2 separate regions of the Mus musculus genome follow, and region 2 is linked to region 1. The links are chromatin contacts, found by Hi-C or POLR2A ChIA-PET in ENCODE. All regions are on one chromosome and are shown on one strand. Each heading gives the region's core, a stretch centred on a gene start or an enhancer-like site at or near the end of the contact. The rest is flanking DNA. Distances are from core to core; before and after follow the strand shown. Region 1 has its middle 3.8 kb from the start of Gm14486. Region 2 has its middle 21 kb from the start of Gm39782.

Evidence for each region. A loop is a pair of places that touch in the nucleus more often than their neighbours do. ChIA-PET counts read pairs that join two places held with the same protein, here RNA polymerase II (POLR2A).
Region 2: a map of regulatory T cell shows a loop between it and region 1 (1.9-fold over the local background). The contact joins two enhancer-like sites. A Hi-C loop is called at or near these places in 1 of 37 maps with a recorded cell type or tissue (regulatory T cell). POLR2A ChIA-PET finds 5 or more read pairs at or near these places in 2 of 5 experiments (Patski and embryonic stem cell).

What each region holds. Positions count from the first base shown.
Region 1 is chr2:30,679,586-30,683,965 of GRCm38, forward strand. No RefSeq gene overlaps it. Among named protein-coding and RNA genes, the nearest start is that of Gm14486, 3.8 kb to the left of the region's middle. Within about 2 kb of position 2,071, at least 1 of the 3 ENCODE cell types and tissues checked has a DNase peak (open chromatin) inside an H3K27ac peak, as active enhancers do.
Region 2 is chr2:30,742,113-30,746,820 of GRCm38, forward strand. No RefSeq gene overlaps it. Among named protein-coding and RNA genes, the nearest start is that of Gm39782, 21 kb to the left of the region's middle. Within about 2 kb of position 2,065, at least 2 of the 3 ENCODE cell types and tissues checked have a DNase peak (open chromatin) inside an H3K27ac peak, as active enhancers do.

The DNA of each region.
Region 1 (4,380 bases), core at 821-3,320:
ATAAAATACTATAATCGAAGGCAGCTTAAGGAAGAGTTTGTTTTAGCTTCTGGTTCCAAAGAGGTAGATAACCACAATGTCTAGGAAGGCATGATGGTAAGAGCAGGAAGTAGAGAGATCACATCTCAGTTGCACACAGGAAGTATTGGGAGTAAAGGGGAACTATAAACTCTGAAGCCATGCCCCCAGTGATACATTTCCTCCAGTAAGTTTCTACTCCTAAAGATTCCTTAAGTTCCCCAAACAGCATCACCAACAAGAGGACAAGTGTTCAAATACATGAGGCTACAAGGAACATTTCTCATTTAAACCACCACATAACTCTGTGTGTCTGTCCTCTGCCCCCAGAGGACACTGTGATTTTTCAGCATACCTATCAATACATCTTTCTAACTTCTCTGGGCCTTAGTTACCTTGTAAGATAAGAATGACAAAGTTATAATGCTAAACATATTAGGCAAACAGCACACACACACAAGAATGAGCTCAGGAGTAGCTGGTGTGTGCTCATGTAACAAAATGGAACATAACCAGAGGCAGGAGCATGCTGGTGCATGATGGAGGCTTTAAAAGCTCAGCACAATTTGACACCAGCTGGGTCTTTTCTCTGAGGAATATGGTCTATGAAGGACTGACTGGATTCCTAAAAAGAGACTATGTGTGTGGAGCAGACCAATGACCAAAGTACAGATAGTACTAAATCTGAGGTGTTAACAGACTTTGATCATAGGAATCTACTCTTAGTTAGGAGGGGGTTTGTTATGTGGCATAACATAGCATAAGCTGACCAATGCAGAAACTGGAATTTAGAAATAGTAGGCCACTACAACAAGTATGTGTCATGGGTTCTAGGGGACAAGCAATAGACGACAAGGAGACAGGTACTGAAGGCCTGAAACTTGGTTTGGTAGCCTGTTACACAGGTTACAGTTTCTGTAAAACTCCTGGCTATGAGAGTTCAAAGCTGAGGTTGGAGATATGACTCAAGTTGAGAGCATTGGCTACTCCTCCAGAGGACTCTGGTTCAATTCTCAACACCCTGACAGCTTACACTTGTCTGTAACTCCAGGTCTGGGACTTCTTACACACTCACACAAAGGCCATACACCAATGAACATTACATTAAAAGTGTGTGTGTGTGTGTGTGTGTGTGTGTGTGTGTGTGTGTATTTCAAAGCTGAAAAACAAAACAAAACCAAAACAAACAAACAAACAAACCAGGGTATGATGGTGCATGTTTGTCATCCTAGCACTGGGAAGGTGGAAACAGGAAGAACAAAAGTTCAAGGTCTTCTCTGACTACATAATTCAAGGCTAGCCTGGGCTAAATGAGATCTTTTCTCTCAAACAAAACAAAACAGGGCTGGACATGTGGCTCAGTTGATAAAGTACTTGTCTAGCATGCTTGAAGGCCTGGGTTCAGTTCCCAGTACCACGGAAACTAGAGTGGTGGAGGACACTATTATCTCAACACTTGAGAGATGCGCAAGAGGGTCTGGTAGACACCCTGAGACAATCAACAAATTCCCAACTGCCTTAGGCTACTTGAGACAGCATCTTTGAAGGAAGGGAGGGAGGAGGGAGGCAAGGAGACAGGGAAGAAGGAGAGCCTGCAAAACTGATGGTCCTCTGTGGCTTTAGCATTAGAGATGGAGGAAAAGGAATGCTGACACATCTGGTCACAGATGTGCTGGCCTTTGATCTTAAGCCCCCCCCCCCCCACACACACACACACACTGGGAAGTAAGTGTTCCTGTGAGGCTGGGCTGGAGGTGGGAGGGCTGGCTTTTATTTAGCAGCTATCCAAGGATTAGGCTGCAGGACCCTGGGGGAAAGGGAGGGAGAATGGGCTTCTAAGGAGGAAGCCTGATTGCAAGCCAAAGAGATGCAGAAATTTTAGGTTTTCGGGGTTGAAAGTACAGTTAGTGTTCATAACTGACCAATGAAAGGAGACCAGGGATGCAGCTCAGTGGACTGAGCCCTTGCCAGCACGTAGAATGCCCCGGGTTCCTTCCTCGATGCTGAGCAAACAGGACATGGAAGCAGTGGTCCTGGCCTGTCAAGCCTGCACTGGGGATGGACATGAAGGTAGAGGATATCAGGAGTTCAAATTCATCCTCATCTACACAGGGTTCAAGGTCACCCTGCACTAAATGAAATCCCAGCAGCCAGTGTCCAGAGGCCCAAGCATGGGGGGGGGGGGTGCGTTCAGAGAGACCTCCAGCTGGGAGCGGCTGGGGCAGGTCCCACCTGCCACTCTGACAGCTCACTGGCCCACACCAGGGCCAGGCCTGGAGTTGGGCCATCTTCTGACAAATAGACAGACACAGTTCTGGCCCCTCTGGCAGTGAACTGTGTCTACAAAATTCAAGTGACAAATGACATTTTAGTAAGACTCCTGACATATCTGTGCTTAGAACACATGACATGATCTTGGAGCAGATAAGGGTTTTAATTTTAACTTCATCTGTGTCCCCTGAATTGCATTGTTGGAGAAGCCCACCCGTGAATTTTAAACTATACATAGAGACTCTTCAAAGCCACCCATGGATAGTCAATAAAGATTATTCTAGACTAAAGAAAAACAACAGGGCAAAGGCATGCTCAGCCAGCATAGCAGGCTTTTCAGTCAGTTTGGTCAGCACTCTCTCTTGAGTAAATGTCATGGTTAGTGTGGTCGGTCATCACACCCCTTGTTGAGGCTGCAGGGTCTAGGTGTCACCTGCCTGTCATCCCAGGCCAGGAAAGAGGATCCCCCGTGAGGATAGCCTGGACTAAAGAATGAGACCATGAAACACCAAGGACTGGAACAGAGCTCAGTACAGTGTCCTTCTGCCCTGGGTTCCTCTCTAGCACTGCAAACCTTATCAATACGGTTAGCTCCAAGTGGAAACTCTGAGCTAAGGGTGTGCATGACACAGCCACCAAATCCTCTGTTCACAACCAGCTCCTGGCCAGCCCAAATCAAAGGGGAGGAGCCCCGTGAATGGATTGGGAGGGGAGGGGGAGATGAGGTGTTGCTATTGGCAACCAAGATGGCAGATGGCAAGTAGGGTGGTCATTGTTCCTATCTATTGTAAAAAGAATTATCCAGGCCTGTCCTATCTCCATGTGGCAGGCTGAGCCCCGCCCCCAGTCACCCCAACACCACAGCCTTAAGATGTGCTTTAGCCAGTGAACATACCCTGGAGTCAGTCAACTGAAGAACAGCTTCAAGAGTCTGTGTGTGGGGAGGGCAGTCCACTCTGCTTTTGCTCAGAGCGGGGAGCCTAAACAGGGAGGGACAGCATCCAAGCCTCTTAATGGGTGTTTTTACACCCTTGCTCCATTCTCTAGCATTCAGAAGCCTCCAGTCCATCCCTCTGTTCTGCAAGGAACACCTGGCAAGCTAGGTGTTGTCCATTCTTCCTTATGGTCAGGGAAACTTGGGGGTTACCATGAGCCACCTGTTGGGTACAGGTGTCAAGCCGCCTGCCTAGTATAGGTGGGGTTGGGGTTTTCTGCAGATGAGCAAGTTATCCGTAAAATTCCTGATACCTGGGGACACTGTGGCTCTCATCAAGGCTGTGTGACTTGTCCAAGATCCTCTTAGCTATTAAGTGGATGAGTCAGGACTTGAACCCAAAGATGCCTTATGGCCAAACCACTGGGCTCCCATGCCCCTCACACCACAGACGCACGACAGGTATTCGTAAGCTGATGCATGAGGTGTCCTGCCAACCTTAGGAAAGCCACTAAGTTCTGGGTGTAGTCACAGAGGCCCCAGTCTCTGGGTTGCACTAATCTAAAAACTGAGGGGGTAGGAGGACTCACCCCATCCATCCCTGTCTCCCCAGATCACCAGGAGAACTCAGTTTGTCACAGTGTTGATCATGTGATGGATAAGGCTAGAGACATGGCTCAGTAGGTGAAATACCCCTTGTGTAAGCATAGGGTGATGGATTCAGATCCCCAGCAGCCAGGTGAAAAGACAGGTGTGGTGGAGCACTGAGATCCCAGCACTTGGGAGTAGCAGACAGTGTGGTGGAGCACTGAGATCCCAGCACTAGGGAGACAGATGCTAGAGAAGAGGATCTTTAGGGCCAACTGGCAGCCAGTCTAGCCAATTAGTAAGATCTAGCTTCAGTGAGAGACCATGTCTCAAAAAATAAGGTGGTGGGGCTGGAGAGATGGCTCAGCAGTTAAGAGCATTTGCTGTTCTCACAGTGAACCTGGGTTTGGTTCCCAGCACCCACGTGGCTACACAACCATCTGAAACTCCAGTTCCTGTGCATCTGACATTCGTGGGCACTCCGCACACGTGGTACAAAATGTGGCAAGCAACTAGGAAGACAGCCAATATCAACCTCTGGTCTCCACGCACATGAGCATACATATGTG
Region 2 (4,708 bases), core at 815-3,314, 63 kb after region 1:
AGAAGAAGTGGGGATGGAAGGAGTGAGAGGAAGAGAAGGAGCTGAGAGTCGAGGCTGATATGGGAAGGGGGACTCATTAGCTGGATCAAGGGTCGTGGTAGATCATCTTGTTCAGACTTCACGGCTAGAAGGAGCTGAACAGAGGAACAGGAAGACCAGAAGGGAGACTTGGAGTGAAGATAAGAGAAATGTAAAAACAAAACAAAGAGAAACGTTGGCTGTGGGGAACCTCTCTCCATTTCCCTGAGTGCTGGCAAGACTTGTAAAGGTCCCAAGTAATATTGATATCTAGGGTACCTGTCGGCAGCCCTTTTGATTAATTATCTAAGGGATATTGAGGCCAGATTCAACTGCAAAGGTGGGTAAGTCTAGAGGCCCTCAAGTCAGGAGCTAGGTGGAGAGGCTGGAGGCTATCTAAGAGGAATCCCATGGGTGAGCCCGAACATATGGATGATGCAATTCCCATGAGCGAGGAAGAGAGGAAGGGCCTAAGCCTGAAGTCTAGGGCATTCCTAGGACTGAGTAGGGGACAGGAAGGCCCATGCTATTCCCTGGGTCTTCACTGCATGCTTGAAGGTCAGGACTGGCATCTGGGGAGACAGGGCTTTTACGTGAAGCATAAAGGAGAAAACCAAGTTAAATGTGAAAGCTTTCCCAAGAGAAAGGGCCAACCGTAGCCTTAGAGATCATGGTTAGGGGGACTTCCGCCTCCACAAACACCAGAGGGATGCTACATGCTCAATAGTCTTGCCCTTGGATTCAGGTAAGCAAGTGTTTGTAGGACCAAAGAGGAAACTTAGCAATTACCATAGGTGGATGGGTTGCCCAGCGATAGGTGAGCTATCGAAGGTGGATCTATTGCAGATGGACTGCAGAAAAGGGATAGCATCCAGGGCAGCTCTCTCTCTCTCTCTCTCTCTCTCACACACACACACACACACACACACACACACACACACACACTCACAGAGCTCAAGGTGGGGTCCAGGAGATCCCTATCCAAGTCCCAGGCACCAATGTAAGGGTTTTTGTGGCGATCAGAGGGCCAAGGAATTCAGAAAAATCCAACCATGCACCAGCCCTCATTGGAGAGATTTATTGGGGGGGGCTGCCCCTGAATGGCAATGACAAGGGACAGGCCATGAAAGCAAGGGCCTTATGAAGGTTACAGCACAGGCACACAGGGAGAATGCTGTGGGACAGTGGAAATGTGTCACATTTGGCAGCTGATGATGGTGTGGCCACTGGCGCTGAGTCACTGAAAGTGGCCTGGGAGAGCATGCGGTTCTGGAATGTGGGTGGTTCTCCCCAACAGAAACAACACCCACAGATTGTCCTCTGGCCTCCACATACTCCCCGTGGCCTGGGCACACATAAAGAAATGTTACACCTTTAACCCTAGCACTGGGGAGGCAGAGGCAGGCAAACCTTTTTGAGTTTTGGTCATCTGGTCTACAGAGCTTACATAGCATGTTTCAGGTCAGCCAGGATTGCACAGTGAGACCTTGTCTCAAAGAGGGAGAGGAAGAGGGGGAAGGGGGAGGGACAGGGAGAGGGAGAGGACACAGATGTAGGTACAGAAATGGTAGCTGTCGCTGGGGTGTATCACAGCTGGTACCCTGGGCCATGCCCAGCATGAGTGTGGCCCAGGGCTCCATCCCAGACAAGTCCTCAGAGCCAGGGCTGCTCCAGGACTCTGGCTAAACTACCAAGTAGGTTAAAAACAAGAAGTTCAGGTCTGTTTCCTCCAAATGCACAGGGCTTCTCTGGGTCCTCTGGGCTGGGAAATACAGAGATACAAAGATACTGAGGGGTTTTTTTTGTTTTTTTGTTTTTAACAACAACAAAAACAAAAAAACAGGGCTTCCATCTCTGGCAATGGCTTAGAAAACCCCTTCGCTACAAGTGCTGGTTGGGAACGGTAGCCGGGAAAATATAACAAACACCCTTTTAAATGCATGGCTGAGCTTGCGAGAAAGGCCGGGAACTCCCTAGGGATCTCCACAAAGAAGCTGAAAGCCAGGCAGGAATGCAGAGCCGGCATCGCTGCAGCGGGGGAGGGCCTGGGCCAGCCGCTGGCCGCGCTGGCTTGGGGACTGGAGTTTACAAGTCCCTGTGGGGACTAGAAAGGTGGCAAGTGACGCCCACTCAGAGCTAGACCTGCAGAGCCACACAGTCAGAGCAGGCACCCGGAAGCCTTAGTTTGGGGGCCACTGCCAAGGTCTGAAGAAACAAAACTGCCCTGGAGACTTGGAAAGTCTTGGCCCCCAGGGGTTTAGATTTTAAATTTAGACTCTACTCCTCACACTGCCCTGGAGATGCCCAAAGGAAGAATTTAACACACAAAAGGATCGTTAGACTCTGGGCATAAACAGTGCACAGACTCAGAAAACTGAAACCTTGGCCTTACTCGGGGGTTCCCAGAGATACCTCCTCCCCCACAAGTGAACTCACAAAGGGAAGATTGCAAAACAAAGATGGCCATACCTGGGACCCAGCTGCAAAACCACCCAAAGACTGCTCCAGGAACCTAAGTGGTACAGCCAAGAGCTGGAGACCAGAGAAGAGGTTTGGGTGGATAGGGAGCAGACCTCAGTGATCAGAGCTCGCCTATCACTAGGATTCCTAGAGCTGCAAAGTTAGACACGATAGACAGACAGTTGGATAGATCATAGATAGACAGAGTTAAAACAGCTGAAGACATAACAGTCAATAACAGTTTGTGTCTGGCTTCTACATGGGTGCTGGGATCCTAACTCAGGTTCTCTTGCTGACATCCCAAGCTTTACACCCCCACCCACCCACTCTAGTCACCTCTCCAGCCCCTAGAGTGCAGTGTATGTTATTACTATGAAGATTTATTTATTTATTTATTTGTGTGTGTATGTGTGTGTGTGTGTGTGTGTGTGTGTGTGCTCGTGTGCACATGTGTGTGCAGATACCCATGGAATCCAGAAGAGGTACCAGATGCCCTAGAGACAGATATGCAGATGGTTGTGAGCCTCCTGATGTGAGTAGCTGGAACTTGAACTCACGGCTTCAATGGAGCTGGCTGTAAGCCAGCCTAGCTCCAGTCTCAGTGAGAGATCCTGTCTCAAGAGAATAAAACAAAGAATGATAGACAGAGTGAGATACTCCATGTCCTGTACCTGTGCACACATGTGCATATACCACATACCTACTCTCTCTTATACGAAACAACACCCCCAGAGAGAGATAGACAGACAGACAGACTGTCAGCTCTTCCAGAGGACTCAAGTTTAATTCTCAGCACCCACATGGTGACAAAAAATATCTATATCTCCAGTTCCAAAGGATCCAACACCTTCTTCTGGCTTCCTCAGGCACCAGGCACAAAATCAGCACAGAGACATACATGCAACCAAAACACTCATACACATAAAATAATAATTTTTTAATTAAAACAAAAAAGAAGAAAAAAAGAAGCTCTGAGATGTGTCATAACTCAGAATATCAAATATAAAATCTTATCAGTAATCATGAGGAAGAAAACACTAAGAAAAAAATGGATAAGCTGGCCAGTGGTGTTGCATGCCTTTAATCCCAGCACTTAGGAGGCAGAGGAAGGTGGATTTCTGAGTTCGAGGCCAGCCTGGTCTACAGAGTGAGTTCCAGGACAGCCAGAGCTACACAGAAAAACCCTGTCTCGAAAACAAAACAAAACAAAAACAAAACAAAAAAAATGAAGAATAAATGCAGGGTAGGGTTCTGTTTATCTCAAAGAGGCAAGAAAATCATACTCCCTTAGCATGCCAAGAAAAATAAACCATCATGGCCTAGTAACATACCCAGCTAAACTACCACTGACACACAAAAGTCAATTTCTTATGCATGAAGTCTTCTTGCGGAAACTCCCAAGAAATACTCATCTAAGAAGAAACAAAAGCCACAAAAGGACAAGGCATTAAGATCACAGTGAACGGATAATTATGTAGAGAATATTAGCAACTGCGTTATATCAGGGTCCAGGTTTAGCTGCTGCCAGACATCCTGAATAAACATATGGGATGTTCTTTCTTCCTCAGTGCCAGTTGAAGCTGTGAGTGATGTGTCAGGAACACAAGCTCCTGGTGTTTTGTTTCATCTGGATACCTGTGGTGTGGGCCTTTCCCCCACAGTCCAAGGTGGCCACCCACACTTCTGTCTCCTCCTCAGCAGAGACAGGACACACAGAACACCCAGTTTTCTTTCAGGAGAAGTAGCTGCATTTGTACATATATCACATGTGCTTCCAAAGACCAAGGGAGCCCAGATGCAGTCCTTATCACAACCACTATGCACCAGGAAAACCTTTTATGACTTCCCAGAGAGAAAGGGGATCCTGGGGACCAGCAGCAGCTCAGCCACCAGCAACTGACAGTAAAGATGAGAGGCTCCATCTGGGGCTGGGGTTCAGAAGACTACGACCCTCATCCAGTTTCCAGAACCTACATCGGGTGTCTCAAAACGCCTGCAACCCTAGCTCCATAACTATCTGATAGCTCTGGCCTCCAAAGGCGAATGAACTCACATGCACATACCCGCAGGGGGGAGGGGGGCGGGGAGAATTAAAAAAAAAATAAATCAAATCTTTATTTATGTATTTATTTATTTAGTTTTTTTGAGACAGTATTCCTCTGTATAGTCTGGGCTGTCCTAGAACCTGCTCTGTAGACCAGGCTGGCCTTGAACTACAGACCAGACCAGG